2 separate regions of the Homo sapiens genome follow, and region 1 is linked to region 2. A link is an interaction called in ENCODE POLR2A ChIA-PET data of the cell type or tissue named here. Cell type or tissue: B cell. All regions are shown on one strand. Each heading gives the region's core, and the rest is flanking DNA. Links, peaks and the distances in the headings are about the cores only. Region 1 overlaps RNGTT (RNA guanylyltransferase and 5'-phosphatase). Region 2 has its middle 52 kb from the start of AKIRIN2.

Region 1 (15,806 bases), core at 4,566-9,565, 1.0 Mb before region 2:
GAAAGGAAACTGTGCATTGTGGTGAATCTTAAGTGAAAAGGTGGGTTTAATAAAGCATGTGGGTATTCGTTTTCAAACAACAGGGTATTTAACATTTTATTTGAGGCTGGGTGCAGTGGCTCATGCCTGTAATTCCAGCACTTTGGGAGGCCAAGGTGGGAGGATCACTTGAGGCCAGGAATTTGAGACCAGTCTGGGCAAAATAAGGAGGCCCTGTTTCTAAAACAAACAAAAATTAGCCGGGTATGGTGGTGCATGCCTGTGGTTCCAGCTACTTGGGAGGCTGAGGTGGCAGGATTGCTTGAGCCCAGAGCAAGTCTCTGTCTCAAAAAAAAAAGAAAGAAAAAGAAACACACACACACACACACACACTATCCCTAAATGTTTGTGGCTTAATTTACAATTGGGACTTAATGGCAAAAAGTTGTTAGAACAATTATCTGGAACCCCCAAGAATATATTGAGCTCTATATGAGTCTGATTATAATCCAAGGATAGATAAATTTGAGGCTATAGGAATAGCTGGAATACACACACAGGAATGACTTTCAGGATAGTTTCAAAAATGTCTTTCTCTTATCTAAACATTGGATAAATATTGATATGTTGAACATTCAAGATTAGTCTTCCTGACAAAGTGCCCAGTGTACAGATTTTCTCAGTTGCCAGTCAAATGTGGGATTGTTTATCACTAATCATGCAAGTTGGGTGTAGGTTTGATATGTTCTTCTGGAAGTGCCTTACAGAAGACCATCTCACTATTAGAAAAATTGAGGCTAAGAAACTAATTCTAGTGGGGCTACGCTGTTTTTTTTTTTTTTTTTTTTTTTTTTGACACAAGTGAATATAGTTCTTCGAAAAATAAGACTTCAAAGATGAAGTAAAATTTTGTTAAACTGCTTCATTACTAAATCTTCTATTTTTCTTAATGCTATATTTGTATTTGGTTAAAGAGTATAGACTCTCGGATTGTTTCATTGGGTTTTTTAAAAACAACTTACTTTTGCCTTTTACAGTCAGTTCTTAGTGGCACTTAAAGGCTTCCTGAGGCTAAACATAGAATACTCATTTCTCTAGTAGTAAAAAATGTTATTTTTTCTTGCAGTTTCCTATTGTAATTAAACATAGCATGATGTAATTCAGTTTAGTAGTTTGTCATCCTAGTTTTGCCTTTATTCATAGTACGTTTTAAATATATTTTGTTCTTTTAAAATTTTACCTATTTAATGTCTTCTTCCTAAAAAATGGAATTACTTTTGAGTCTAGTGCATCTTTAAAACTCATCCAAATGTTTCTCTAAGGTGATTTTCAGATAGGAATATGCAATTTACATCAGTGTATGTACATTATTTGTGTAATGGGAGTCAATTTTCAAAAATAGAATATTTAATATGAAATATAACATGGTAACTATTACATAAAACATATTCGGTTAGCCAGAGTAATATGCTTTTTCTAAATGTAAAGAATGTTGTGCATTATAGCAGTCTTTACTGAATAAATGAGTTTATATCTAATGCTTAGCATTAACTCAGTATTTTAGAGAACACTGTAAGAAATATGTCTATACTAGTTCGAAAGGGGAGTAGCTATGTCTCTGAATCATTAAGCATGCACTAGTGAAGTGGGACTAAGCTGTTAAAACACCATGAGAGAAGCTCATATCTTTGATTGTACTTCCAAATATTTCTACAAAGCCTAAAATGGAATAGAATATCTTGAAGGTATAATATAAATAATAGTCTTTGAAAATGACTGCAGTAGTTTTCTAAGAAATGAAGACTTAGGCATTCTAGGTATGTTTTTGAGTTTGACTTTAATGAGGTGCTAATAGTATAGATTTCTGTTAGATTGAAATTTAATACAAATAGAAAAATCTGTTCTATGTGTTGAGTGCCCTGTTGATGGCAATTAAAATCCATACTTTGCTCTTCTTATCTCCTATTATCATTTCTGAAAATTTGAGATATATTAACATTGATTTATCATGGCCTAATATAACTTTTGTATATCTTAGCAATTTATATTGTGTTGAGTTTTATACACAATATAGATTTTCATCTGAGAGCTATTTGTTGTTTTAAAAACATGATGGCTTTATATTAACTAACTTGTGACCTAAAACCATGGTCATTGTCAAAAGCTAGAATTACAAAAGTAGTCTGTACTCTGGAAATTGCAAACTCTTGAGTACAATGTCAGTGATATATAGTGATTGGTATAAACTTATTATTTGTATAGAATAGTATTTTAGAGTTCAGGTTTTAAAGCTGGACTGCCTAGGTTATCTCCTTACTGTCTGTGTGATTGAGCACATTACTTTTTTCTGTGTGTCAAGTTCTTCATCAATAAAATAAGTTGGCCTCATAAGACGTCTGTAAGGATTAAATAAGCTAATGTATGTAAAATGTTTAGAACAGAACCTGGTACATGGTAAACGTTTAAATATTTGCCATTATTTTTATTGTTTTAATCAAAACAAATTTAAAAGTGCATCTTCCCTTCTTGCTGCCTCTGCAATACTACCTGTTACTTGCTGCACTAAGTCCAACTTTCTGTGTGAATCATTTCCTATTTGATTCCAATCTCTGTTAATTTTCTCTTTTAAAATGCATATATCTTTAGCTTTTTTGTGTAATTTGTCATAACTGTTAAACACCTGGAGAGCAAGAGCACAGCAAAGTCAGTAACTTTTCATTATAGAGGTTTTTGTAACAAGTCTCTTAAAATAACCTTGACAGTATATATACTGGTATATATAGCATATAGTGGTTAAGAACATAGGTTATTGGCCAAGTTTGCCCAGAACCAAATCCAAGTTCCACTACTTATTTGCTGTGTGGTCTTGTTAACTTAACCTACCTAACCTTCCTCATCTGTAAAATGTCCACAGGAATAATGTTTATTTTGTAGATTTGTTGTGCTGAAGATTTATGTATACTCAATATTTAATTGCATGGGTAAACAAAGTAAATATAAGTCTGCCTTTATAGAATTTACAAGCTAATGGGCTAAGATGAAAAAATAATACTACTTTATCAGGTTTTGTGGGGATTAAATAAATGATGCATGTAAATTCAGCATAAAACTCAATAAATAAATGTTTGCTTTAAAAAATGGTTATAATTATTAATTGAACCTCAGCAGAATGTATGGTTAAGTCATGGATTAAAAACATAACTCTGTATTATCAAGTGGAAAAAAAGTGCCCTGAATGAAGAAGCCTCACTTTGCTGTGAAAATATAAAAATTTTTGTCCTTCTAATAAAAAATATACATTCTAAAACAAGAATGAAATGTAATTTTTTTTTTTTTTTTTTGAGATGGAGTCTCACTCTGTCTCCCAGGCTGGAGTGCAGTGGTGGGATCTCAGCTCACTGCAAGCTCTGCCTCCTGGGTTCAGGCCATTCTCCTGCCTCAGCCTCCCTAGTAGCTTTGACTACAGGCGCCTGCCACCATGCCCGGCTAATTTTTTGTATTTTTAGTAGAGACGGGGTTTCACCGTGTTAGCCAGGATGGTCTCGATCTCCTGACCTGATGATCCACCTGCCTTGGCCTCCCAAAGTGCTGGGATTACAGGTGTGAGCCACCGCACCTGGCCCAAAATGTAATTTTTTACCTATCACATTGGAAATAATAACATTGTCCCTTTTGGTTAGAATGTGAGCAAATAGGTACTCTCCTAAACTGTTTGGTAGGAACAGAAGTTGGTACAACTCTTTCAATGGGCATTAAGGTAGTATATGTCCTGAGAAAATATGCTCCAATTTTGTGAAAGGAGAGATGTTGTTTGTCTTCTACATAGTTGTATTCTTAGTACATAGCATGGTGACTTGTTTATAGTAGGCACTCCAGAAATATTCAGTGATGGAATGTATATACAAACAAATAAGAATATGTAAAAGTATGTGTATAATAATTTTATTGAAGCATCATTACAATAGTGAGAAACTGGAAATATTCAATGTCTTTTTCACTGTAAAAGTCTTTTGTAAAATATAGTTGTATACATGTGTCTTCCTGTATGTGTTTCCAGGAAAGTTGCTAATAGTATTCTAAAAATCTCTAATAGTATCTTTTAGAAATTGGTCTAGTCTGTTGAGATACAAGATTTCCTAGAGCTTTGAGGTTGAACTCAGACCTAGCATCTACATTTGTTGTTTGATTTTACATTCACACATAGTTGTGTGATGTTAATAGACATACCAGTTTGGATTTAATTAAAAACAGAAACACAGCAAATATTTTAACAGAATGAATTTAGTTGAAGAATTGTCTGTTACGAAAGAACTGAAGAGATGAAAAAGTCTTGCAGAGGAAGCAAGCACTGCAGGAAGCGTCTACCATGCAGCGAACTGGGGTAATGAAGAAATGAGGGTAGATTATTAAAATTTAGAAGATTGGAGGAGGCCTTATAGGGTTCATAAGAAGCCAGTTGCTGCCCAGCTGTCATTCTTGCCACAAGATCTTGGAGGAAGGATTCAGAGGCTCCAGACAATTGATATACTGGGTTATAAGGCCCAAGTGGCAGAGCAGCTTATACTATAGCATGAACTTGCTGCAGAGCCATCTTTTGTTCTGATTTCAACTTAAAAATGGTAGCCTAACAGGTTCCTTGGTCAATGAGTTGGAGTACTGCTTCAAAATCCACAGTGATTGTTAATCTTTGTAACGTCCTTTTTAGTATCCACTGATAGTGCAAGTAGAGTAACTTGTCTCTGACACCTTGGAGAAGCTATCCTGATAGGCTTCCAACCATTGGACCCCTAGAAATCTTACTTAGGCAATGGGCTCTTAATTTTTGTGGGTTTTATGTCTTCTGTCTTACATGTGTCTTAGCAAGATGTCTAAAGAACTTTATACTTCCTCTTTATCACTCTTAATAAGTACAAAATCATCAGCATTGTTGATCAGTGATTTGTTCTGTGTAGTGTCAGAGTGACCACTGTCTCTGAAAAAAATTAGAAAGACGATAACAAGTGAGAGACAGAAATTGGAGTCCTTACACATGGATGTTGAGATTGTAAGTTGGTGCAGCCAGTGTGGCAAACAGTTACATAGTTCCTCAAAATGTTTAAGATAGACTTACCATGTGACTCAGCAATTCCACTCTCAAGTATATACCCAAGAGAAATGAAAACATATGCCCACACAAAACTTGTACGTAAATCTTCTTATCAGCATTATTCATAATAGCCAAAGGGTGGAAACAACCCCAAATATTTATCAACTGACACATGGATAAATACGCAAACAAAATAACTCTTCCACCAGGCACAGTGCCTCACTCCTGTAGTCCCAGCACTTTGAGATGTCTGAGGTGGGCATAGTGCTTGAGTCCAGGAGTTTGAGACCAGCCTGGGCAACCTGGTGAAACCCCATTTCTAACAAGAAATACAAAAAAAAAAAAAAAAAAAAAAAAAAGCTGGCCATGATGGCACATGCCTGTAGTCCCAGCTACTTGGAGGCTAAGGTGGGAGGAACACCTGAGCCTGGGGAGGTTGGGGCTACAGTGAGCTGTGGTGGGGCCACTGCACTCCAGCCTGAGTGACAGAGTGAGACCCTTCCTTAAAAAAAAGGAAAAAGAAAATACCTTTCATTTAGACGACTGTAGTGGATCCTCTTAAGCAAAGAGACTCTGGATATTATGCCAGCTGGATTTCAATTCAAGCTCTGCCACTCTTTACTCAGGTTCTCTCTCTGTTGCTTGTGTTTCTGTAACTTCATTATGTGGATAATAGTGCCTACCTCGTGTGGGACTTTAATGACATAATACATGTAAGTCCTTTAAACTACTGCATGTTACATAATAAATACTAAATATATATTTACTATTTTTTAAAAAGACCACTGTCTCTGTAGATTCTACTGTGGCAGAGAGCAGAAAAGCAGTATGCTGTGGCTGCAAGATATACTATTGGTCATTCTAGGCAAAGGCAGATGTCTTCTGATAGTACCACAGATTGGTACAGAGAAAAAAGTATTTGCCAACTTGTATATAAGATTTTAGAGGCTACATTGATTGGTTTCGTTAAAGACAGCACATCTGAAATGGCAGCTGCACTTGGTTTAACATGATTAAATTTATGATAATCAAAAATCATTCTAAATCTCTGATGGTGGTACTAATTTTTGTATTTCCCTTGGAGATATGTTACTGCTTTTGGTTTATTTCCCTGGTAGGGAAGGCTGGTTGAAGGGGCTTTTATTTGGCCTTTCCTAGCATAATGACCCTTATTCCGTGGGTCAGACAGCCAATGTGGAAATTCGTTTTCCAAGTATTTCTCTTCCAGTTATACATCCAGTAACTGGAAAATAACCGCAGGTTGTATTTGTGGACATACCGTCACACTTAGATTTAAACTTGAGCCAGTAATCCATTTATCACCTGATTACCCTAAGCTCTCCATTTAACTTACGGACTGCAGTGGCATTTTGGGTTCCTGGCAATTCGTGTCTGTTTAAAGTAAGTGTCTGGTAATCCCCTAGTGGTCTGGGTGTTCTTTCTTTTGGATTATAATTTTTTTATTAGATTTTTCTTTTGAAAGAAAGAACATCCGTACCACTAGGGGGTTACCAGACACTTACTTTAAACAGACACGACCACTAGGGGATTACCCATCGGGGATTACCAGAACAATCACTTTAGCAAATGCTGCTCATCCTTTGAAAAACTGTTGGAAGATTTACAGCAAGGGTCAGCACTTTTTTTCTATGAAAGGCCAGATAGTCAATATTTTAGGGTTTGTTGCCTATGTATCTCAACTACTCAAGTCTACCATTGTGGTGCTAAATCAAAGCTAGACAATATGTGTATGAGTGAGCATGACTGTGTCACAGTGAAACTTTATTTACAAAAACAGGTGTGAGGCCAGATGTGGCCTGTAGACTATAGTTTGCCAACTGTGGATTTACAGTACTGTACATGGTTGTAGTAGTATTGCAATACCTTCTTTAAGGGGATCTGGCCTCCCACTTGTATTGGGAGGCTTAGGTATTTTTGTTGTTGTTTGTTTGTTTTGAGATAGAGACTTACTCTGTTGCCCAGGCTGGAGTGCAGTGGTGCAATCTCAGCTCACTGTACCGTCCACCTCCCGGGTTCAAGCGATTCTCCTGCTTCAGCCTCCAGAGTAGCTGGGATTACAGGTGCCTGCCACCATGCTGGGCTGATTTTTTATAATTTTAATAGGGGTGGGGTTTCACAGTGTTGGCCAGGCTGGTCGCAAACTCCTGACCTCAAGTGATCCACGTGCCTCGGCCTCCCAAAGTGCTGGGATTACAGGTGTGAGCCAACATGCCTGGCCAGAAGGTTCTGGTTTGTTAACCAGGTAAGGTCTGCACATTTAAAACTGAGAAATGCTAGCTTCCTAGCAAGCAGAATGGAATATATAGAATTGACTGCATGGTCTCCTTTACTTCCTATCGGAAAAGTCTTTTTACTCTGCTGACTAGAGTGTATGTGTGTGTGTGTGTGTGTGTGTGTGTGTGTGTGTATTTCTTTTGCTTCAATTCATTAAAAAAAAAAATAGAATGAGCTGGGTTTGGAAGCTGAGGCAGGAGGATTGCTTGAGCCCTAGGAGTTTGAATCCAGCCTGTGCAATACAGCAAGATCTCATCTCTGGGAAAAAAAAAAAAAAATCGTTTTCTCATGCTTATTTGAATTAGTGTTACTCTTTTTGAGAAGGAAATTGTGGTGGTAAAATATTTTTCTGAATGTTGAAGAACTGTTCTTATATAAGGAAGGATTAAGTATGGGGGAAAAAGTCTTACTACTTTGCTGAGCAGCATTTTTCTGTTTTCTACCCTCTGCCTCTTTCACAAAATGAAATGTTTAATTCTTTCATTTATATTTTATTTAAAAATTATTTTAAAGAAATAGACATAAAACACTAATGTAATCACTATTATTATAGTATGCTTAATGACTAAGCTATTTGGTATGTAGCTGGTTGTATTTTTTTATGTATAATATAGCTATTTTTATTATTTAGCAAATGACCCATAGTAACTGCTTTCTTATTTGAAAATATTCTCATCACCCAAACATATTTTAAGACAAATGCTTCGTTGGCTTTCAGTCTTTGAATGGTTACTACTGTTAACATTCTTGATTATGTTTTACTTCCAGTGTGCCTAGGAGAGGCAAGGAGGAGCTGTGACTGAACTCTTTTCAGTTCCTTTGCCTGGTTATCTCTTGGGTATTAGTAACTCTTGTTTCCTCTGTTATTTCATCCTTCCTGCATTCAGCAGAAAATCTTTCCCAGGCCGCTTACCAAAAACCAACATCATAATCAAAGTGTCTACAAGTAACTAGTAGGAGAAAAGGAGCATGTGGCTTTAAAACATCTACTTATGACCTCACTGGAGTCAAATTACTTATTTTTACTTGTTAATTTACTAAATAGAAGTATATATCACCTTTGTTTTATAATTTGATTCTTTGGAATTTAATTTTCATATTCATTTTAACACTATTCTTTACATTAGTACCTTTCGCTTATGTGATTTTTCTCAATTAATATATATTTTCATTAATTGCAATTTCTCTAAGTTACCTTTTATGTTATAAAAAGCTTGTTACCTGGTGGATATTATATAGATTAAATATTAGTTAAATTCCTACTTTGAATCACATTGAAGTTGGTGGGGGGGAAAATGAAGTAACTTAGGAACATAGGATTTGAATGCAGACCCTCATGAGAGATGAGATGGGAAGAACTGCAAACAAATCTTGAACTCCTTTTTTATTAGGTTTGTTTTTTGCTGTAATTATGGTTGTGAAACGCCAAACTACTTTAGAAGTGTTGTAGGATTGAGCAAATGGGTACTGATGTTGGGAGTCAGGGTTCTCAGTGAGGAAGGAGAAAGATACAAATATGAAATGGAGGAAGGCAGTGAAGAACTCTGTGAGATGGATTAGAATTTTTAAAATATTTGAATATATATGTTCACATGTATGTGCATGTATATGAATACATATACATGATTGTGTTTGTGTATGTAATATGTGATACACATAAACTCATTTCCTAGCTCTGTCCACTGACAGGACCTATAAGCAGAGGCACCCTGGTAATAATAAGCATATCCAGCACGAAGATTTTGGTGTCTAACACCATTCCTCACCAAAAAGAACCAGAGATCTTCAGAGAAATGTCTTATTCTAGAGCCGGGTAGGGAGGATGCAGGATAGGCATAGAATACCTTCTTATGCCAGAAAGTAAGAAAGTACATCCCCAACCCAACAAAAACAATGTATGTCGAAAGGATGCAGGAGCCAACTTGAAGGTGCTCCCACTGGCCAGATCTGGGATATAGTGTGGACACCAGAAGGACAGTAATGAATTATGAACTTTGCTAAAAATAGGAATCTATGAGTCCATACTGCCATACTGGTAATAAATGAGCAGAAGAGATGGTTTAGCTTTTAGCAGAATGCTGATTGGTAAATGTTCTGAGTCCTGGATTTGGAAAATTATTTTGCCACCACCATAGTAAAGATCAGCTCTAGTGAGAATAATCAATGGAGTTAATGGGTGAAGCACACCAACATGGCACATGTATACATATGTAACAAACCTGCACATTGTGCACATGTACCCCAGAACTTAAAGTATAATAAAAAAATAAATAAATAAAATACAGCAAAAATAAATAAAAAAGAATAATCAATGGATGCTAAGTCTGGGAGGGAAATTTTTATAAGATATTTTCATGGTTGTAAATGTCTTTCTGTGGATTGCTTATAACTTGCAAGGGCAAAATAATAGACTAGAGAGTTGAGAAATTGGACAACCCCTTACTAGCTTATCAGAGTTAACATCAGCAGTGAGGATAAAATGAACATTATGTACTAGTTCAGTACTATACCTAGCATTCTGACTATGGGTATCTAGCTCTAATCTGATAATGAGGAAGCATTAAACAAATCCCAAATGTGGAACATTCTGTGTTTTTTAAAGGGTCTCTGTATTATTCAAATATGTCAGTTTCATCAAACAAAATCTGAGGAATTTTTACTTAAAATATACATAATTTCAGATGGTCAAAAACTACCTGGAGCAATAGACACCTTTCGACGAAAGTATAATAGCTCTGAGGCTTGCCTTGTGTACTTGACTATCCCCTTCTTGGTTGAGCGTTAGTTCATTTATTCCTTTCTGTGTACCGGGCACTGGAGTGTATTCAGTGATTATTTTCTAAATTGAATTTCTGAATTACAATTATCACAGCAGTTATAAAATTAATTTTGGTAATTTCTTATCAAAAATTGTAATTATTAAGGAACAATTCACAAACACTTTTGCCAAACGTTAATCACTTAAGGGCTTTTTGTTTTTCTCTCTCTTACGAGGAGGGAGCATTGACCTTTTAAAATGAAGCAATATAGAGACAAAGACTATCAAATAAGTAAAAACAATCTGAGATAACTGAATTTGAAGCACAGAAGAAAAAACAGATATGAAATCATTTAAAAATAGTTTTGAAATCTTTTAAATCACTTAAATAACCATGTGTCTGATGTATGGTATACTGAAACTTAAGATAATGCTTATATGACAGATGAAGATTGCCTAAGACTGTTACTTAAACATGTAACAATAGGAGTAAAAGTTGCTTTTTGGAATCTGAGGTTGGAAAATTTCAAAGAGTTTAGAATTAACTTTCAAAAAATTTAGCTACATGGTTGGCCTGTCAAAACTTATAGTGTGACTTCAAATCTTATAGTGTGACTTCAAAATATGTCTTTGTCTTTTCAACCAAATGTATTTTGTTATGTTTTGTTATTTGTTCCTACTTTCATTGAATTTAATCAGAAAATTTAGTCTGTAAAATCTTTTGAAAACATTTTGTTAATCTTGTCTATAACATCATATGTTGTCTTTTCTGGATATTTCTTAGACATAACAACAGTGAAATTATTTTTACTATTTAAAGAATACAACATTTTCTCTTTGATTATGCAATTAAGTATTAAAGTTTATATTAGTAAATTCCTTTACTCTCTTTACTAGCTCTACCCCATATAAGAGATACTTGAAGCCTTACATTATAATTAAGTTTGCTTTGCATATTTAATACCTTTGTATTTAGATACTAGGTTTGATTTCTCCAGATATACAATTGATATTTCTGTCACCCAAATCATGCTTTTTGTTATTAAATCATGTACTTCTTTTTATTGCTTTTAATCCTAAATTCATCCTAGCTTGATACTAATACTACCTGTCCTGCTTGCTTTTCCTTGAATTTGTTGTGGATCTTTTCTCCCATTCATGTATCTCCATCCTTTTTGTTTCACTGTGGTAGGTCATTGCCAAAACTATCATGCTGAGATCCTCTGGTTTTCGGACATAGCAAATACATGATCACATATCCTCAGGGACCAGTAACTGATATACATTTATAGTGTATCAGTGTGTGGTTACGTGTTTGATGACTAGTCCTTTTGTGAAATTAGTTGGTAATGTAGCAGTGTGGCATAGTGGATGTTAGTTGTTAAAACTGAAAAGTGGTTCATTAAAGACAATTTGTTTTTTTGTGATAAAATTGTGTAATTTTTTTAGGGTTTTAGTCTGAGGATACAAGAGTCATAAAAAGCTAATAACCTTCACTCTCCCAACCTGTCCATCCAGCGTTTTCCTTGACCTTCACTCTGGACAGTTTCCCCGACGTTGCTAGCACTTAGCTCCAAGTGAACAAACTAGAGTAAACCCCAAAGCCATGTTTTTTGAGTTTTCCTGATTTGATGCTGTCTTGTTAAAACCTGGAGGTTATCTATTAAGAATGTAATTATAAAGCATAATTTGTATGTAGTCAATATAGTCATTATTTTCAAGCATCAAACTCAATCCTTCATTGGAAAAATTCCTTTACTTTCTAAGTGTGTACTTGAAAATATAGTTGGTTTTATTTAACTCAGTCTGTAGCCTCTTATTTTTAACACAAGAATTTAGTCCATTCAACATTTGTATGCTAAAGTATGTCGCTTTATTCCTTCTACTTTGTTTATTAATTTTACCTCTTTTTTGTTTGCTTGAGATGGAGTCTCACTCTGTCACCCAGGCTGGCATGCAGTGGCATGATCTTGGCTCACTGCAACCTCCGCCGCCCTGGTTCAAGTGATTCTCCTGCCTCAGTCTCCCGAGTAGCTGGGATTACAGGCGCGCACCGTCACGCCTGGCTGATTTTTGTATTTTTAGTAGAGATGGGGTTTCACCGTGTTGGCCAGGCTGGTCTTGAACTCCTGATCTTGTGTTCCCCCTGCCTCGGCCTCCTAAAGTGCTGGGATTACAGACATGAGCCACCAAGCCCGGCCTAATTTTACCTCTTTAACTTTCCTTTTTAAAAAATTGTTTCTGTGTGATAATTGGTATTAGTTGCATTTTCCTCTTTGTTAACCTGAACTGTCTATTAACTTTTCATTATATTATTGGTTACCTTTCCTTTCCTTATATTCATAATCAGATATATTTCTCTGTTATTACTTGAAAATAAAGTACCAACTCTCCCCCACCAAGATGTTCTTTTTTTTTTTTTTTTTTTTTTTTTGAGACGGAGTCTCACTCTGTTGGCCAGGCTGGAGTGCAGTGGTGTAATCTTGGCTCACTGCACCCTCTGCCTCCCAGGTTCAAGCAGTTCTCTGCCTCAGCCTCCTAAGTAGCTGAGATTACAGGCGCCCGCCACCATGCCTGGCTAATTTTTGCATTTTTAGTAGAGATGGGGTTTCACCATCTTGTTCAGGCTCGTCTTGAGCTCCTGACCTCGTGATGCACCTGCCTTGGCCTCCCAAAGTCCTGGGATTACAGGTGTGATCCACTATGCCCAGCCTCAAGATGTTCTTTTCATCCTCCCCTCATCATATAGAAATTTTAGAATAGTTTCTAATACCTTACCTTTCTTCTTACTTTAGAAGTCTTTGGCATGCTTTTATTCTCACCACCCATTCCCCCCTAGCTTTTATTGGAAAATTTTACTGGAACATTTTCCCCAACCCAATCCCTACAGGTATTACTGAAAAAACTTAGTAGTTTTTTTTTGTCGTTGTTGTTTGTTTGTTTTATGAATTTCTCTTACAGACATGAATGTCACTTTTATTTCAAGAATTTTTTTGTTTGGATCTTGTTTTGTTTGGATCTAAATTGTTTGGATCTAAATTTAAATTGGGTTCAATTTAAATTTAATGGCATTTATATACTGCAAGATTTGTCACCTACCACTTTTTCCTTTTCTTCATTTTCTCTTTCTTGTTCACATTCATTTGTTCTTTGGAGTAATTTTCTCAGATGGGAATATATAGATTTTTAATCTGAATTTTTTGCCTAACTGCTAACGTCTTCCTTTTTCCAGACAGGCAAATCATGTCTTACCTGGATATAGAATTCTTGGGGTGCAGTTCTTTTCTCCTTCTAATTGCCTTTTGGCTCCTTTACAGGTTTCTGCCAAGACCAGCTCGGTCATGGAGACCCCAACCCAGTGGCGCTAGAGAAATTAAAGACACACACAGAAATATAGAGTGTGGAGTGGGGAAATCAGGGGTCTCATAACTTTCAGAGCTGAGAGCCTCGAACAGAGATTTACCCATATATTTATTGACAGCAAGCCAGTGATGAGCATTGTTTCTATAGATTATAGATTAACTAAAAGTATTCCTTATGGGAAACAAAGGAATGGGCCAAAATAAAGGGATGGGTCTGGCTAGTTATCTGCAGCAGGAACATGTCCTTAAGGCACAGATCACTCATGATATTGTTTGTGGTTTAAGAACGCCTTTAAGTGGTTTTCCTCCCTGGGTAGGCCAGGTGTTCCTTGACCTCATTCCAGTAAACCCACAGCCTTCAGCGGGGGCATCATGGCCATCACGAACATGTCACAGTGCTGCAGACATTTTGTTTATGGCCAGTTTAGGGGCCAGTTTATGGCCAGATTTGGGTGCCTGTTCCCAACAAGTTACTTTATTCCCATTTTCCTTATTGGCTCACTGGGGCTCAAATCTGGTTTTTGGAGTGCTCTAAGTGGTGGCAGTCTACACAAGAAGGAAATATATGTGTTCTTTATCTTGGTGGATCATAACTGGAGAAATGTTCCCTACATCCTCTACTCTGTAAAGTGTTTCATCTTAGGCTTCAAATATGTTCAGCCCATAGGAAGGTCAGGCACATGACCTGGGGCCAATGTTGACCTGATCTCTAGGGTTTTTAGATTTCAGTGGCCTGTACTCTTCTCAGGATTTGCTAATTTTCCAATCTTTGTCTTTAGGGTCTTCTCAATCATTTCCCCTGCTAGGAAGCCCTCGAATTTCATACCTCACTTTACTCAGTAGACACTTGGATTCACAGGCTGATATTTTGGAGTTGGGTATGAGGAGAAGTCAGACATGTTTAGATTTATCATCTTCCTAGGATCCTTAATAGTTTATTTTTAATTTCCAAGTAGTCTTTGTCTTCTCTTTTTTGACTTTATTGTTTCTTTTCTTATTTTATAAATTATGACAAGAATGTTCTGAACAATTCCCTTCTAGGGAGGAGATGGGCAGAATAAAGATTTTCTTTATGGTCTAATGCCATATGTTCTATTTTAACTTCTATTTGTAATCATCCTTACATTTGTCAAGGCCTTTTTAACCCGTACTTTCTAAATATCTGAATCTAGAGTGAAACCCTGTCCCTAGTAAGAAGCTCAGAGTATTCAGCTACTCCTCTGTTTTTGCTGCTCTTTGTCAGTATAATCTATGATTTTAGATAAAATCATGTATATTGTGTTTTTATTTTCTTTCAAAAAGTTTTCTTGCATTTATATTTTAATTATATAATTCTATTTTTAACAATTATTTAAATCATTACTATTTAAACGGTTGCATTTTGGGTGGATTAATATTTAACAATTATTTAAACTTTTCTGTATTTTAATTGGAATTGGTATTGACAGTCATTTCATACCCAGCTTTATTCCTTTTTCAGAACTTTTCTATCAGTTCAAGTAGTTTTATATAATTTTTTTTTTTTTTGAGACAGGGGTCTCACTCTGTTGCCTAGGCTAGAGTGCAGTGGTGTGAACACAGCTCACTGCAGCCTCAACCTCCCAGGCTCCAGCAGTCCTCCTGCCTTTGGGCTCCTGAGTAGCTGGGACTACAGGCACATGCCACCACACATGGCTAATTTTTAAATTTTTGTAGAGATAGGGTCTCACTGTGTTGCCTAGGCTGTTCTCAACTCCTAGGCTCAAGCAGTCCTCCTGCCTCAACCTCCCAAAGTGCTAGGTGTGAGCCACTGTGCCTGGCCTTAGATTATGTTGGTAAGGAGTAAGTTTATTATTTTTTCATAACCATTATTTCTTCTTATGTCTTCCTAAACAGGAATGTTTCCATTATGGTGTAATTTGCAAAAATATATAATTACCTTAATTTTAGGGGGAAATAAAAGATAACATTACAGCAGCTTTCACTGATTTGTTTTTTTAAAAGTTAATTTGAAATATTAATTCTATTTATATTTATTTTTACAAGAAGCTTTTTCTCCAAAGAGTATATAAAGACATTTTTTGCTTTTAGAATCTTGATAATATCTGTAGGATCATCAGAAACGTTTAGATTATGAAATCTTTTTTTATTTTTTAAAATTTTTGTGGGTACATAGTAGGTGTTTATATTTATGAGGTACATGAGATGTTTTGATACAGGCATGCAATATGAAATAAGTACATCATGGAGAATGGGGTGTCCATCCCCTCAAGCATTCCTTTGGTTTACAGATAATCCAGTTACATTCTTTAAGTTATTTTAAAATGTACAATTAAGTTTAGATGGT
Region 2 (15,806 bases), core at 3,764-8,763:
CAAAGTCAGAACACTCTGGAATCCTGGATCTTTCTTGGCCCAATTTTCTATCCATCAATCTACATAAAGACATTTCCTCTGTCATTATCATTATTCCTTTTGGGTTTTTTTTGTTTGTTTTTTTGTTTTTTTGTTTTTTTTGAGACAGAGTTTCACTCTTGTTGCCTAGGCTGGAGTGCAATGGCGCAATCTTGGCTCACCGCAACCTCCACCTCCCGGGTTCAAGCGATTCTCCTGCCTCAGCCTCCTGAGTAGCTGGGATTACAGGCATGTGCCACCATGCCCGACTAATTTTGCATTTTTTGTAGAAACAGGGTTTCTCCAGGTTGGTCAGGCTGGTCTCAAACTCCCGACCTCAGGTGATCCACTCGCCTCAGCCTCCCAAAGTGCTGGGATTACAGGTGTAAGCCACCGTGCCCGGCCTCATTATTCCATTTTTAATAGATCTCAAGGCTATAAGACTTCTGCTGGAAGAAACAAAAATCAATTTCAAAAGCAAAGTTGCCCCCTGAATAAAATGCTATTTTCCTGAAGCTCAGGATTCCTAAGCAAAACAGAAATCAATCAACTTCGACCTTCTGGCACACCATAGAGTGAACTTCACATGGTCTAAAGTCTAGAGAAACAGACAAGTCCTTCCTCTTGCTTAGGAGGTCAGGGAACATGAACATCAATGGATGAGACCGCAGGCCTCTCAAGCTTTTTCAGTGCCTAAGGTTATAACATGTAAAGACACATATAACATTTTTTTAAAAATCACTTTTAAACACTTGAAGCTTCATGGGTTCTGTTTAAATCCCAAAGTGATCATTTATCCTGCCTTATCCTTCCTCCTTAACTGGAGAAGAAAATAGGATTTGGGAAGCAAAATCAAGCTCTCCACATGGGAGTTGCCTGCAGAACTGACATTCTCCCTGGCTCTCTAATACATGTTAGAAATGTTGAGGTCTGGGCTGGGCTCAGTGGCTCATGCCTCTAATCCCAGCAATTTGGGAGGCCGAGGTGGGTGAATCACCTGAGGTCGGGAGTTCGAGACCAGCCTGACCAACATGGAGAAACCCTGTCTCTACTAAAAATACAAAATTAGCCATGCGTGGTGGCACAGGCCTGTAATCCCAGCTACTCGGGAGGCTGAGGCAGGAGAATTGCTTGAATCTGGGAGGCAGAGACTGCAGTGAGCCGAGATCGTGCTACTGCACTCCAGCCTGGGCAATAAGAGTGAAACTCCGTCTCAAAAAAAAAAAAGAAAGAAATGTTGAGGTGTGGCCAGGTGTGATGGCTCATGCCTGTAATCACAGCACTTTGGGAGGCCAAGGCGGGCAGATCACCTGAGGTCAGAAGTTCAAGACCAGCCTGGCTAACATGGTGAAACCCTGTCTCTATTAAAAACTACAAAAATTAGCCAGGCGTGGTGGCAGGCGCTTGTAATCCCACCTAGTTGGGAGACTGAGGCAGGAGAATCGCTTGAACCCAGGCGGTGGAGGTTACAGCGAGCCGAGATTGCACCATTGCACTCCAACCTGGGCAACAGAGCGAGACTCTGTCTCAAAAAAAAAGAAAAAAAATGTTGAGGTGCTACTCCTGTATGTTACAATTCTATAAAACTGTATCTAGTTTCTGACTTAAGGGCTTATTGGTGTCTCTGATAGTTATGACAGTTTTCGAATAGGAAGATCAGGCTGGTCTGGACTGCCCTGAAACAGCAGCTACAGGAAAATGTGAAGACCTTATAGAGGTGGTTTCATCTCTAAAAGGTAATAGTCCTAAAACAGGCTCTGGGGTGTTCTCATGAACTACAGCTACCCTTAGAAATGACATGCTTCCAGGACAAGGGATATAAGGCAGTCAGTTTTACTAGAGTCAGCCAAGATTGAAGTAATAATAGAAATTTCATGTGGCCTGTTCAGTCTGTGGAAAATAGTCCAAAAGTTTCCCTACAGCTGCCAACCAGAAGCCCTACTAAGAGCCAAAACCAACAACTGGAAACAAAGATGCCAAAACCTTATTTCCCTCTCTGTGTTGTGTTATTTTGTGTTTTTTACTTTTCCCTTGGCATTTTGAACTTAGATGTCAGCCCTGGTTGATATAAAAGCATGAAGCTTTCCTGCTACAGCATGTTCAAAGACAGTGCCATTGAACACAGTGACCATCTGCATGGGGTAGGAGGATGCTGTGAAAAGCAGTTATTTCCACATGCACGTAAATGAGGGTTTTTCAGGAGTATGAAATAATCATTTTCAGTTTAGTTTTCAGTTCATGTGCAATCTGACTTAACTTCCCCATATTGAGGATATACTGATTATGTTAATTTTTTTCTTTCTTTTTTTTTTTTTTTTTTTTTTTTGAGACGGAGTCTCGCTCTGTCACCAGGCTGGTGTGCAGTGGCACAATCTTGGCTCACTGCAACCTCCACCTCCCAGGTTCAAGCAATTCTCCTGCCTCAGCCTCCCGAGTAGCTGGGGCTACAGGCGCCTGCCACCACGCTTAGCTAATTTTTGTATTTTTAGTAGAGACGGGTTTCACCATGTTGGCCAGGATGGTCTCGATCTCTTGACCTCATGATCTGCCTGCCTTGGCCTCCCAAAGTGCTGGGATTACAGGCGTGAGCCACCATGCCCCGCCGATTATGTTCATTGTTACTATGTGCTTGACACAGTAAAATGGCAAGCCTAATTTAGGTTAATGTCCTTTTTAGCAAGGAACAGCTATATGGAAATTCATTAGGTGGAAGATGATGTCTTTAGGAGGACTGTCATTCTAGAAGTTGGCTACTGGGGAGCCCTTCCTTTCAAAAACTAAGATATATCCTTTATCAATACTCAGGAAACTATAGCTCAGCTTTTCTCAGATACATTTAATTATTTTATTTTATTTTATTTTATTTTATTTTATTTTATTTTATTTTATTTTATTTTATTTTTTGAGACGGAGTCTTGCTCTGTCACCCAGGCTGGAGTGCAGTGGTGCGATCTCCACTCATTGCAACCTCTGCCTCCTGGGTTCAAGCAATTCTCCTGCCTCAGCCTCCCAAGTAGCTGGGATTACACTTCCACCCGGTGGCTCACGCCTGTAATCCTAGCACTTTGGGAGTCCAAGGCAGGCAGACTCCCACCACCACACCTGGCTAATTTTTGCATTTTTAGTAGAGACAAATTTCACCATGTTGGCCATGCTGGTCTCGAACCTCAGATTATCTACCCACTTCAGCCTCCCAAAGTGCTGGGATTACTGCACCCAGCCTTTTTTTTTTTTTTTTTGAGACAGAGTCTGGCTCTGTCGCCCAGGCTGGAGTGCAGTAGCACGATCTCAGCTCACTGCAGTCTCTGCCTCCCAGATTCAAGCAATTCTCTTGCCTCAGCCTCCCAAGTAGCTGGGATTACAGGCATGTGCCACCATGCCCAGCTTATTTTTTTGTATTTTTAGTAGAGATGGGGTTTCACCATGTTGGCCAGGCTGGTTTCTAACTCCTGACCTCAGGTGATCCGCCTGCCTTGGACTCCCAAAGTGCTAGGATTACAGGCGTGAGCCACCGGGCAGAAGTGTATGTTCAAACAAATACATCTTCAGAGTTAACAAAAGAAATATAAGCATGAATTTGCTCATAAATATTTCCCATTTCCTGACCTTCCTATAATTTGGCTTTCACTTAGGTTTTTAATTCTAATACAGAGAGTGCCAGGCACATAGGAAGCAAACAAAAATATATTGAAATGAATGATGTCATCCATGTTGAGCCAAACATATTATGTATATAATTAATAATAGCATGAGTTAAATTAATAAGACAGAGAAATGGTCAAAAAAAAAAAATACCATGGCTGGTCACAGTGGCTCACCTGTAATACCAGCACTTTGGGAGGCTGAGACGGGCGGATCACTCAAGGCCAAGAGTTTGAGACCAGCCTGGCCAATATGGCAAAACCCCATCTCTACTAAAAATACAAAAATTAGCCAGGTACAGTAGCACACGCCTGTAATCCCAACTACTAGGGAAGCTGAGGCAGGAGAATCATTTGAACCTGGGAAGCGGAGGTTGCAGTGAGCTGAGATCACACCACCACACTCCAGCTCAGGTGACAGAGTGCAAAACAAAAACAAAAACAAAAAAGGCCGGGCGTGGTGGCTCACTCGTATAATGCCAGCACTTTGGGAGGCAGAGGCTGGCAGATCATCCGAGGTCAGGAGTTTGAGACCAGCCTGGCCAACATGGCAAAACTCTGTCTCTACTTAAAATACAAAAATTAGCTGGGGCATGGTGGCACACACCTGTAATCCCAGCTACTCGGAAGGCTGAGGCAGGAGAATCACTTGAACCCAGGAGGCAGAGGTTGCAGTGAGCCGAGATCACACCACTTGCACTCCAGCCTGGGCGACAAGAGTGAAACTCCGACTCAGGAAAAAAAAAAAAACAGCATCATAAGCACAGCTCATTCCTAAAGGAAAAGATCACCCCTAATTTGAAAAGGTTTCTGGGCTCATTATCTTACTTTTCTTAGCTCATCATACATGTGCAATGTTTGGCCACCCTGTACATTAATCAGCTCTTACAACATCCCTGTGAAATAAGTAGATGAGGAGTATCATTAGCTCCATGTGGCAGATGGGGCAAACCAAACATGTGGAAATTAAATGACTCACCTAAAGCCACCCAGAAGCCAATGGAGGAAGTGAGATTAGAACCCACAAGCTTCTGCTTTCTGTGCAACCAACCCACAGTCCCCCATTGTGAAGCTGAGCTTGCTCCCAGATTGCCACCTGAGACGCTGGTCCTACTTAGTCACTAATGAGCAACATCCTTGCTCTGGGTGCCAGGGTGGAGAGAGAAGGCACCCGAGCCATGTTTCCTATCCTCAGAGAAAGAAAAATATCCAAACATCTTTAAACTTAAGTTTATTTTTCCCTTCTCAGTACGTAGATAAATAGTAAGTAATTTGAGAAGAAGCTTTATCTTAAAGAAAAATAAGAGATTCAAAGGACAATTGCAATGGGCCTTTTTCAGATTAAAGGGATCTAAAACATTTCTGTTCAATGAGCTTGAAATGAAGTTCAAATTCAGTTCATAAGCTTATCTCCAAATTTCATTTTTTAAAGTACCTCAAACATAAACTCCCACTCAACTCGATCAAAAGCCTCTCCTGCTTCAAGAGACAGAGCAACAATCAGCCCCCTTGTTCATTTAGCCAAGTCAGTGTTCTTAATCAGCATAAAAAACAACAGGAGCCAACGGGTGGTTTTTTAATAAAAAGTGGTTTGATGAGGCTCCAGGCTGGTGGCAGCATTCTCAGCCCAGAAAAATATGAGTCGGGTCCTCAAACACGCAAACAGGCCCAAGAACAGGGACCCACTCCAATAGCCGATATTTATTCAAGCCTCAAACCCTCTATTATGTACTAACTTCCACCTCATCTCCCTGCTTCTCCCTGCTCAGCATTCCACATTTCCCACCCTCGTTTGGATCAAGGTTCAGTGCCCCCTTTCTCACTCCCAAAAATATGTCATTTGGAATTTTCTTCCCTTCCCTTCCCTCTCAGCAATTTGGTGCTAAAGCCTTTAGGTGGGGCAGAGCAGGATAACATCTGTGACTAATGAGGGAAGCCACCGTGGTCCAGAGCTGGGTGTTGGAGCCCCAGCAGGGTGAGAAAAGTGTCTGCACAGGAGGGCTGCTTGCTGTGTGGTGTCAGAGACTGAACAGGATAGGACAGTGTTCCTGCAGGGGCAGCCTGGCTTGGGGTGGCAGAATCCCAGTGGAGTGAAGAGGGTGTCCCCATGGAAGGGTGGCTGGGTATAAAGTTTCAGAGTCCAGGTAGAGTGGGAGGACATTCCCAGGATAAGAGCACAGAAGGAGAATAGGACACTAGTTACAAAGAGGAGATTAGTCAAATAAGTAACTTATTAAGGATAATGAAAGCCAGGTTTCCCATTGTTGGAGGAGGGAGTCACAAATATTGAAACAGAAATCTGGAATGAACCCTGTAGTTGTCCAGTTGAAATTGGAAGTATCTAAATGATGTTATGGTCTTCAATATATTTATATAGATATAGGAATAAATATAGCAATGTGTGCATGCATACATACATACATATTGTAGAAGGTAGAATAGTAGACCCCCAAAGATTCCTGTATCCTAATTTCCAAAACCTGTGAACATGTTACCTTACATGGCAAAAGGGACTTTGCAGGTAAGATTAAGTCAAGAACCTTGAGATAAGGTTATCCTGGATTATCTGGGTGGGTCCAATATAATAACAAGAGTCCTTATAAGAGGGAGGCAGAGGGCGGGCACTGTGGCTTACACCTATGATCCCAGCACTTTGGGAGGCCGAGATGGGAGAATCGCTTGAGCCTAGGAGTTTGAGACCATCCTGGACAACATGGTGAAACCCCATCCCTACTAAAAATACAAAAATTAGCCTTGCATGGTGGCGCACGCCTATAGTCCCAGCTACTAGGGAAGCTGTGCTGGGAGGATCACCTGAGCCTGGGAGGTAGAGGCTGCAATGAGCTGTGATTATAGCACTGCACTCCAACCTGGGCAATGGGAGTGACACTCTGTCTCAAAAAAAAAAAAAAAAAAAAAAGAGGGGTGGGGGTCAGCGTCAGAGAAGGAGATATGACAACAGAAGCAGAAGTGAAAGAGACAGATGTTAATTTGAGAATACTATGCTGTTAGCTCTGCAAAATGGAGGAAGGGGCCACAAGCTAAGGAAGGTAGGCAGCTTCTAGAAGCTGGAAAAAGGAAGAAAAGGGATGCCCTCCTGGAGTCTCCAGAAAGAACAGCCATGTTGACACCTTGATTTTAGGGCTTCTAACCTTCAGAACTAGAAGATGATGAATTTGTGTTGTTTTAAGCTGTTAAGTTTGTAATACACATACTGTTATATTGGGTAGTTCTGTCCAGTGAGAGCTCTTGGGAGATGCAATACCCCAATAGCAATGAGCACACCTAGCTGATAAATACCTTTCTCCATTAAAAGGAACCATGGCTCTTCAGAGGAATGGCTGATTCAGGGCTGAGACAGGGGAAATACAAGACAAGCCTGGAATATATTTTCTTTTTTCTTTTTCTTTTTCTTTTCTTTCTTTTTTTTTTTTTTTAGACAGAGTTTCACTCTTGTCGCCCAGGCTGGAGTGCAATGGCACCATCTCGACCCACCGCAACCTCCACCTCCCAGGTTCAAGCGATCTCCTGCCTCAGCCTCCCGAGTAGCTGGGATTACAGGCATGCGCCACCACGCCCAGCTGATCTTTTATTTTTAGTAGAGATGGGGTTTCTCCATGTTGGTTAGGCTGGTCTCAAACTCCTGACCTCAGATGATCTGCCGCCTTGGACTCACAAAGTGCTAGGATTACAGGCGTGAGCTACCGCGCCCGGCCACCTGGAATATATTTTCATGTCAGAAAACAAGAAGTTCTCAGCATGGTGAGGGCTTGTCAAAAGGACACAGGAGTCAGCTTGAAGAGGCTGCTATTAAGACAAATCAGAGACAACTTGCATCAAAATAAATAATAAGAGTAATACATTATAAACCATTGAATAAAATAGAGACGTGAGTCCCTAATGATATAAATTAGCAAGTAAAAATTAAATGTTTGCTTAAGAATGGGACATTTTCAGATGATGGGTGCACCAAAATCTCACAAAGCACCACTAAAGAATTTACGCATGTAACCAAATACCACCTGTACCGGAATATCTTACGGAAAAATTAAAAGAAAAAAAAAGGGACATTTAAGGCCAGGCCGGTGGCTCACACCTGTAATCCCAGAGCTTTGGGAGGCCAAGGTAGGCAGATTGCTTGAGCCCAGGAGCTTGAGACTGGCCTGAGCAACATGGTGAAACCCCGTCTCTACCAAAAATACAAAAATTAGCTGGGTATGGTGGCGTGTGCCAGTAGTCCTAGCTACTTGGGAGGTTGAGGTGGGAGAATTGCTTGAGCCTGGGAGGTCAAGTTTGCAAGGAGCACCACTGCACTCCAGCATGGGCGACAGAGCAAGACCCTGTGTCAAAAATAAAAAAAAAAAAAAGAATGGGACATTTAGCTAGTTTCAAACTATCACTCCACAAAATACTAATTAATTATTTTACAAAAGGAAAGAAGTAGCTTTATAGTAAAACAAATTGGCAGATAACATTTTAGTCAGGTGATCGGAGTGAATATTATCAGTAATGGAACAAATGAAAATAGTGTGCCATCCGATATGATGCGATGAGGAAAACACAGCATCCCCTCTGTGATATTCCTGCCAAAGATACACAACCTGAACTTAATCATGAGGAAACATCTGACAAAACCGAACTTAGGGGCATTAAACAAAACAACTGGTCCATATTTGTCAAAAGTTTTAAGGCCATAAAGCCAAGTAATGACTGAGGAATTCCTCCAGACTGGAGAAGATTAAAGAGACATGACAGCTAAAGGCCACATGTGATTCTGAACTGAATTTTTTGCTCTAAAGGAATTTGGCAAAACTTGAATGTGATCTGAGTATTAGATGGTAGTAATGTATCAGTGTTAATTACCTAATTTTGGTGGTTGTATTGTGGTTATATAGGAAAATAAAGTATTGAGGTATTATGAGGAATCAGGTTGGATTGGCAAATTACTGTCATGGTTCTGGAAAAAGAATTGTACTGTGTAACTTTTTTGTAAATTGGAGATTATTTCAAAGATTTTAAAATATATATCATCAGATCCAAAATCCTTTTCTTATACTATCAGTAAGTCTTCTCCATTTAACCATTGATTCATTTCTCCTAGTAGAAATGGATATTTCTCATTTTTTCCAGAATCAGAGCACCTTCTGGCCAGGTAACTTAATCAGAGCATGGCCAGAGCCCGGGGTGCAAAATCTGGCAGGAGTAACCACAGCACTGATTGAATACTGGGCGGTAGGAGATGGTGAGGAGAGGTGGGATAAAATGGTTTTCAAAGGCAGTCAGAATGCTCTTGCTTCACTTTTTTATTTTTTTTCCTTTTGAAGCTGGGACTCCCAGGCTAGAGTGCAATGGCGCAATCTCGGCTCACTGCAACCTCTGCTTCCCGGGTTGAAGCGATTCTCCTGCCTCAGCCTCCGGAGTAGCTGGGCTTACAGGCGCACGCCACCACACCCGGCTAATTTTTTTATTTTTAGTAGAGATGGGGTTTCATCATATTAGCCAGGCTGGTCTCAAACTCCTGGCCTCAAGCTATCCACCTGCCTCGGCCTCCCAAAGTGCTGGGATTACAGGCATGAGCCACTGCGCCCACTTTTTTTATTTCCTCACATCTGATTAAAATACCCAAGTCCACTGTGGAGTGTCAAGAGGAAAACTTGAGTATCATCTGTTAGCGTTTTTGTTTTACAATCAATTTAATCTCCCTAGGACAGTCTATTAGAAAAAAGGCAGACGGACCTAGTTCTTAGACTGTCACTGTTTCCAAACCCCAGCTCTCCTTTTCTTTAGCTTCACTCAGCAGATTAATCCTATTTCACTTGTGTGTTTATGTGAATACACAAATTTGCAGCCATTGAGCTGTACCTAGACAAGCCCAAGTGATATTTCAGGATTCAAAGAAACCTGGTAGGGCGCAAAACACAGTTCGGCTCCCTCCCCCTCCCCCTCTCCCTCTCCCCTCTTTCCACGGTCTCCCTCTCCCTCTCTTTCCACGGTCTCCCTCTCATGCCCAGCCGAAGCTGGACTGTGCTGCTGCCATCTCGGCTCACTGCAACCTCCCTGCCTGATTCTCCTGCCTCAGCCTGCCGAGTGCCTGCGATTGCAGGCGCACGCCGCCACGCCTGACTGGTTTTCGTATTTTTTTGGTGGAGACGGGGTTTCGCTGTGATGGCCGGGCTGGTCTCCAGCTCCTAACCGCGAGTGATCCGCCAGCCTCGGCCTCCCGAGGTGCCGGGATTGCAGACGGAGTCTCGTTAACTCAGTGCTCAATGGTGCCCAGGCGGGAGTGCAGTGGCGTGATCTCGGCTCGCTACAACCTCCACTTCCCAGCCGCCTGCCTTGGCCCCCCAAAGTGCCGAGATTGCAGCCTCTGCCCAGCCGCTACCCCATCTGGGAAGTGAGGAGCGTCTCTGCCTGGCCGCCCATGGTCTGGGATGTGAGGAGCCCCTCTGCCTGGCTGCCCAGTCTGGAAAGTGAGGAGCGTCTCTGCCCGGCCGCCATCACACCTAGGAAGTGAGGAGCACCTCTTCCCGGCCGCCATCCCATCTAGGAAGTGAGGAGCGTCTCTGCCCGGCCGCCCATCGTCTGAGATGTGGGGAGCGCCTCTGCCCCGCTGCCCCGTCTGGGATGTGAGGAGAGCCTCGGCCGGGCCGCAACCCTGTCCGGGAGGTGAGGAGCGTCTCTGCCCGGCCGCCCTGTCTGAGAAGTGAGGAGACCCTCCGCCTGGCAACCGCCCCGTCTGAGAAGTGAGGAGCCCCTCCGCCCTGCTGCCACCCCGTCTGGGAAGTGAGGAGCGTCTCCGCCCGGCAGCCACCCTGTCCGGGAGGGAGGTGGGGGTCAGCCCCCGCCAGGCCAGCCGCCCCGTCCGGGAGGGAGGTGGGGGGTCAGCCCCCCACCCGGCCAGCCGCCCCGTCTGGGAGGTGAGGGGCGCCTCTGCCCGGCCGCCCCTACTGGGAAGTGAGGAGCCTCTCTGCCTGGCCAGCCGCCCCATCCGGGAGGGAGGTGGGGGGGTCAGCCCCCCGCCAGGCGAGCCGCCCCGTCCGGGAGGGAGGTGGGGGGGTCAGCCCCCTGCCCGGCCAGCCGCCCCGTCCGGGAGGTGAGGGGCGCCTCTGCCCGGCCGCCCCTTCTGGGAAGTGAGGAGCCCCTCTGCCCGGCCACCACCCCGTCTGGGAGGTGTACCCAACAGCTCATTGAGAACGGGCCATGATGACAATGGCGGTTTTGTGGAATAGAAAAGGGGGAAAGGTGGGGAAAAGATTGAGAAATCGGATGGTTGCTGTGTCTGTGTAGAAAGAAGTAGACATGGGAGACTTTTCATTTTGTTCTGTACTAAGAAAAATTCTTCTGCCTTGGGATCCTGTTGATCTATGACCTTACCCCCAACCCTGTGCTCTCTGAAACATGTGCTGTGTCCACTCAGGGTTAAATGGATTAAGGGCGGTGCAAGATGTGCTTTGTTAAACAGATGCTTGAAGGCAGCATGCTCGTTAAGAGTCATCACCACTCCCTAATCTCAAGTACCCAGGGACACAAACACTCTGCCTAGGAAAACCAGAGACCTTTGTTCACTTGTTTATCTGCTGACCTTCCCTCCACTATTGTCCTATGACCCTGCCAAATCCCCCTCTGCGAGAAACACCCAAGAATGATCAATAAAAAAAAAATAATAAAAAAAATACAACAACAAAAAAAAAACAGTTCGAAGTAGAAATTAGACTTGTCCGTGCCCAAAAGGTGCCAAAAAACATGCCACCCATTAAAAATACATAAATGTCTTGTCTAAATAATAGCTATAAAAGATAGTTTGGGGACTATACAGAAATATAAATATGGACCCCGCATTGGAAATTAGGGATTTTTTTTTTTTTTTGTGAGACGTAGTTTTGCTCTTGTTGCCCAGGCTAAAGAGCGTGATCTCGGCTCACCGCAACTTCTGCCTCCTGCGTTCAAGCGATTCTCCTGCCTCAGTCTCCTGAGTAGCTGGGATTACAGGCATCCTCCACCACGCCAGCTAATTTTGTATTTTTAGTAGAGATGGGGTTTTTCCATGTTGGTCAGGCTGGCTCAAACTCCCGACCTCAGGTGATCCGCCCGCCTCGGCTTCCCAAAGTGCTGGGATTATAGGCATGAGCCACCGAGCGCAGCCTGGGAATTATTTCTTATTGTCTTAGATGTGATACTGCTGTCTGGGTATGAAGGAGAGCATCTTTAATTTTTGGAAATGTGTGCATGTGTGTTAAAGTATTGCAGTATAAAATATCTGTAATTTTCTTTAAAATGGTTCTGAAAATGTATATATACACATATACATATATATGAATCAAATATGGTGAAATGGAAAAATGTAATGATTGTTGAATCCCGGTGCTAGGGATATGAGTGCTCATTATACTGATTTTGCAGGCTTCTAAACTCCTAGAGTGAGTTTATCTTCCATATTTTCACATTATTTCTCCTTACCTTCTCACAAGCCTGCCTTAAAAAGGACTTTTTTTTTTTTTTTTTTTTTTTTTTTTTTTAGGCCAGGCGCGGCGGCTCACGCCTGTAATCCCAGCACTTTGGGAAGCCGAGGCAGCGGATCACGAGGTCAGGAGATAGAGACTATCCTGGCTAACATGGTGAAACTCCGTCTCTGCTAAAAATACAAAAAAATTAGCCAGGCGTGGTGGCGGGCGCCTGTGGTCCCAGCTACTCGGGAGGCTGAGGCGGGAGAATGGCTTGAACCCAGGAGGCGGAGCTTGCAGTGAGCCGAGATCGCATCACTGCACTCCAGCCTGGGCGACAGAGCGAGACTCTGTCTCAAAATTTTTTCTCTGGGTTCCAACGATTCTCCCGCCTCAGTCTCCCGGGTACCTGGGATTACAGGCACGCATAACCACGCCCGAGTAATTTTTGTAATTTTAGTAAAGACGGGATTTCACCATGTTAGCCAGGCTGGTCTTGAACTCCTGACTTCAGGTGATCCGCCCGACTCGCCCTCCCAAAGTGCTAGGATTACAGGCGTGAGCCACCGTGCCCAGCCAAAAGAGATTTTTTGAGAATTGTAGATGTCATCCTGTACTGCATACATTTTGGGAATAATTTAGCTGCTTTGTGCCTATACCAGGTTCTTTCGGAGGTACTCAAAATCATTATGCTCCTACTTTTTTTTCTTTTTCTTTTTTTTTTTTCTTTTTTTGAGACGGAGTCTCACTCTGTCGCCAGGGTGGAGTGCAGTGGCACAATCTCGGCAAACTGCAACCTCCGCTTCCTAGGTTCAAGTGATTTTCCTGCCTTCAGCCTCCCGAGTAGCTGAGACTACAGGCACGTGCCACCATGCCCAGCTAATTTTTGTATTTTTAGCGGAGACGGGGTTTCACCATGTTGGCCAAGTTGGTCTCGATCTCCTGACCTCATGATCTGCCCGCCTCAGCCTCCCAAAGTGCTGGGATTACAGGCTTCAGCCACCGCGCCTGGCCTTTTTGCTTTTTTTGAGACTCACTCTGTCACCCAGGCTGGAATGCAGTGGTGCAATCTCAGCTCGCTGCAATCTCTGCCTCCTACTTTTTTTTTTCTTTTTTTTTGTTTTTGTTTTTTGAGTCTTTCTCTGTCACTGAGGCTGGAGTGCAGTGGTGCAATCTCGGCTCGCTCCAACCTCCGCCTCCTGGGTTTAAGCGACTCTTGCATTTCAGCCTCTGGAGTAGCTGGGACTACAGGCGTGTGCCACAACACCCGGCTAATTTTTTTATTAGACACAGGGTTTCATCGCGTTGGCCAGGCTGGTCTTGAACTCCTGGCCTCAAGTGATCTACCTGCCTCGGCCTCCCAAAGTGCTGGGATTACAGGCATGAGCCACCATGCCCAGCCTATGCTCCTACTTTATAGACTTAACATTTAAATATCTTATGGGTATATTCCCTTTATCATCAGTACATCTAATACAAATTCTCTCTTCCTAGAAGGAAGGTGGGAAGTTAGATGGGGTGGTTTCCCTTCTTTTTCCTGCCAGTTAAAAAAAGTTTCTTATTTCCAAAGCATGTAGATTGTGCCTCCCAACAGGCCTCAATGCCTTTCACAAGGCCTTTTCTCTTCCCCCTGCCCATAATACTCAGACAGATAAAGACAGACAATCACACACACATAGGTTTCACTTGCCATTCTCAGCCCACTTCAGTTGTCACGTCCTGGCTCCCCCAGGCACAATTAATTGCTTGGTTTTATGTCCTTGTAGCAACAGTTACCACTTTGGTAATTCACCCATTTGTTCATCTGTCTTCCTCATAAGCTCTGAGCTCTTCAAAAGGAGGAACCATGTATTATTTACTTTGTACAGTGACTAACATATAGCAAGTGCTCAATATAAGCTTGTGGGTGAAAGAATAGATAAGTGGATGAGTAAATGCCTTTGAGCTGGGGTCTGGGGAAGATCTAATGACTTGTAAGACCATGGGGGCTATCAGCATTTCTAATATCTCCCTTCGGATCCTGATACTCAACCTTCAGATCTTGAACTTAATGTGATTGAACAGCAGCCACTCCGCATGAAATTAAAACCAAAAAATATTAGAGGTATTTAAAGCATAGGGCTTTTTTCCTACCAAATTTCTCTTTTTTCACAGCTTGAAAATTAGAACTCTAAAAGCCATGCAGAACATTCATTCAATACTTCCACGGGATGATAAAAGTCACAAAATATTCACAGGGCACATATGGACCCTCCAGACAGTTGGTATTGGTGACCAGGCAAAAGTATTAAACTCAGAAAAATCCATCTGGAAAGACAGGCATTTTTTAAATTATTATTATTATTATTAGAGACAGAGTCTCACTCTGTTACCCAGGCTGGAGTGCAGTGGTGTGATCTTGGTTCACTGCAACTTCTGCCTCCCAGGTTCAAGTGATTCGCCTATTTCAGCCTTCCAAGTAGCTGGGATTACAGGCGCCTGCCACCATTCCTGGCTAATTTTTGTATTTTTAGTAGAGAGAGGGTTTCACCATGTTGGCCAGGTTGGTCTCAAACTCCTGACCTCAAGTGATCTGCCCACCTCAGCCTCTCAAAGTGCTGGGATTACAGGCATGAACCACAGTGCCTGGCCAGAAAGGCATTTTTTTAAATCAAATGTCAGCAAACATTTATGCTAGGCTGTATTCTAAGGGATTTAGGTATAATATCACATTTAGACCTGTAGCAGTCCTATAATGTAGGGTCTATGATCATCCCCATTTTATAGATGTGAAGGCTGAAGAATGAGGCAGTGAGCACACTCACCTAAGAGTCAGTCTGAATGAACCCAGTCTTGCCCTGGAGCCTGTGCTGTATACCACATTGGACGTCAGGGTATCTGGCCATGTGCAGAGCTGCAAGACCCACCAAATATTAGCTACATATTATCAGCCATCTAGTCAACCCACTGAAGGTCTAGAGAGGCACACTGAGGCCCAGAGAAATGAATGACCTTACCTGGATTATATAGATTGTTCCCAGAAAAATTGGGCTAGAAGCAGGATCCCTGGTTGCCAGCCCAATGTGGTGCCTTCCCCCATGACACAGGACCTTGCCTCTGGTCTGTTTATCATATGACATCTGCAGGTTGGTTTAGCGGTAGTTAATGAAATTAGTCAGTGTTTCTCACAAATGGATCTCAGAGTGTCCATCCCACCCAGACAATTATGTTGAATATGCTCAGGAGAAGGAGAAGGAGGAGAAGAAGGAGGAGAATGAGGAGAAGGATGAGGAGAAGGAGGAGGAGGAGGAGGAGGAGAAAAGATATTGAAGGCTGTTTCCCTCTCAGTAAGGTTCAGTTTTTTTCTCCACAAGTTTTAAAAAAATGGGAATCTCTTCTAGAATGTTAACATCTGCTAGATGTTATTAAATACCAATTTTCTAGCAACTGAACCATTGGACATTCTTGCCTAAGTGAAACAAACCCTACTTGTGCTTCTCCACGGGTACAGAGCTTTAATTAAAGGCATGTGATTAAATATTTTCCAGTTAACTTAGAAAAGAGAGCCACAAGGTAAACAGACAGTGGATTAACTGAATTTTTTTTTAACTCTTGATCTTTCTGCATTTATTTTCAAGTTCATTTGTCATTTAATTTGTTGTCACAAATATTTTAGATTTTCCAGATTTAACATTAAATTTGAAATTAAACATAACATAATCATGAA

The links. Peaks named below come from ENCODE experiments on the same cell type or tissue, not always from the same donor. Only the 100,000 strongest peaks of a DNase experiment are listed, where the experiment ranks them.
Region 1: POLR2A ChIA-PET joins it to region 2 with 12 read pairs; 2 of 35 experiments call an interaction of 5 or more read pairs at or near these places.

The regions. Positions count from the first base shown.
Region 1 is chr6:88,752,706-88,768,511 of GRCh38, reverse strand. The region is part of intron 13 of RNGTT (RNA guanylyltransferase and 5'-phosphatase); the gene reads left to right. Among named protein-coding and RNA genes, the nearest start is that of RNGTT, 200 kb to the left of the region's middle. In B cell, for the core only: a CTCF peak has its summit at 6,547; a DNase peak (open chromatin) is centred at 6,601; H3K27ac peaks cover 1,725 bases.
Region 2 is chr6:87,745,915-87,761,720 of GRCh38, reverse strand. No RefSeq gene overlaps it. Among named protein-coding and RNA genes, the nearest start is that of AKIRIN2, 52 kb to the right of the region's middle. In B cell, for the core only: no CTCF peak of the experiment used is centred there; DNase peaks (open chromatin) are centred at 4,680 and 6,650; H3K27ac peaks cover 2,316 bases.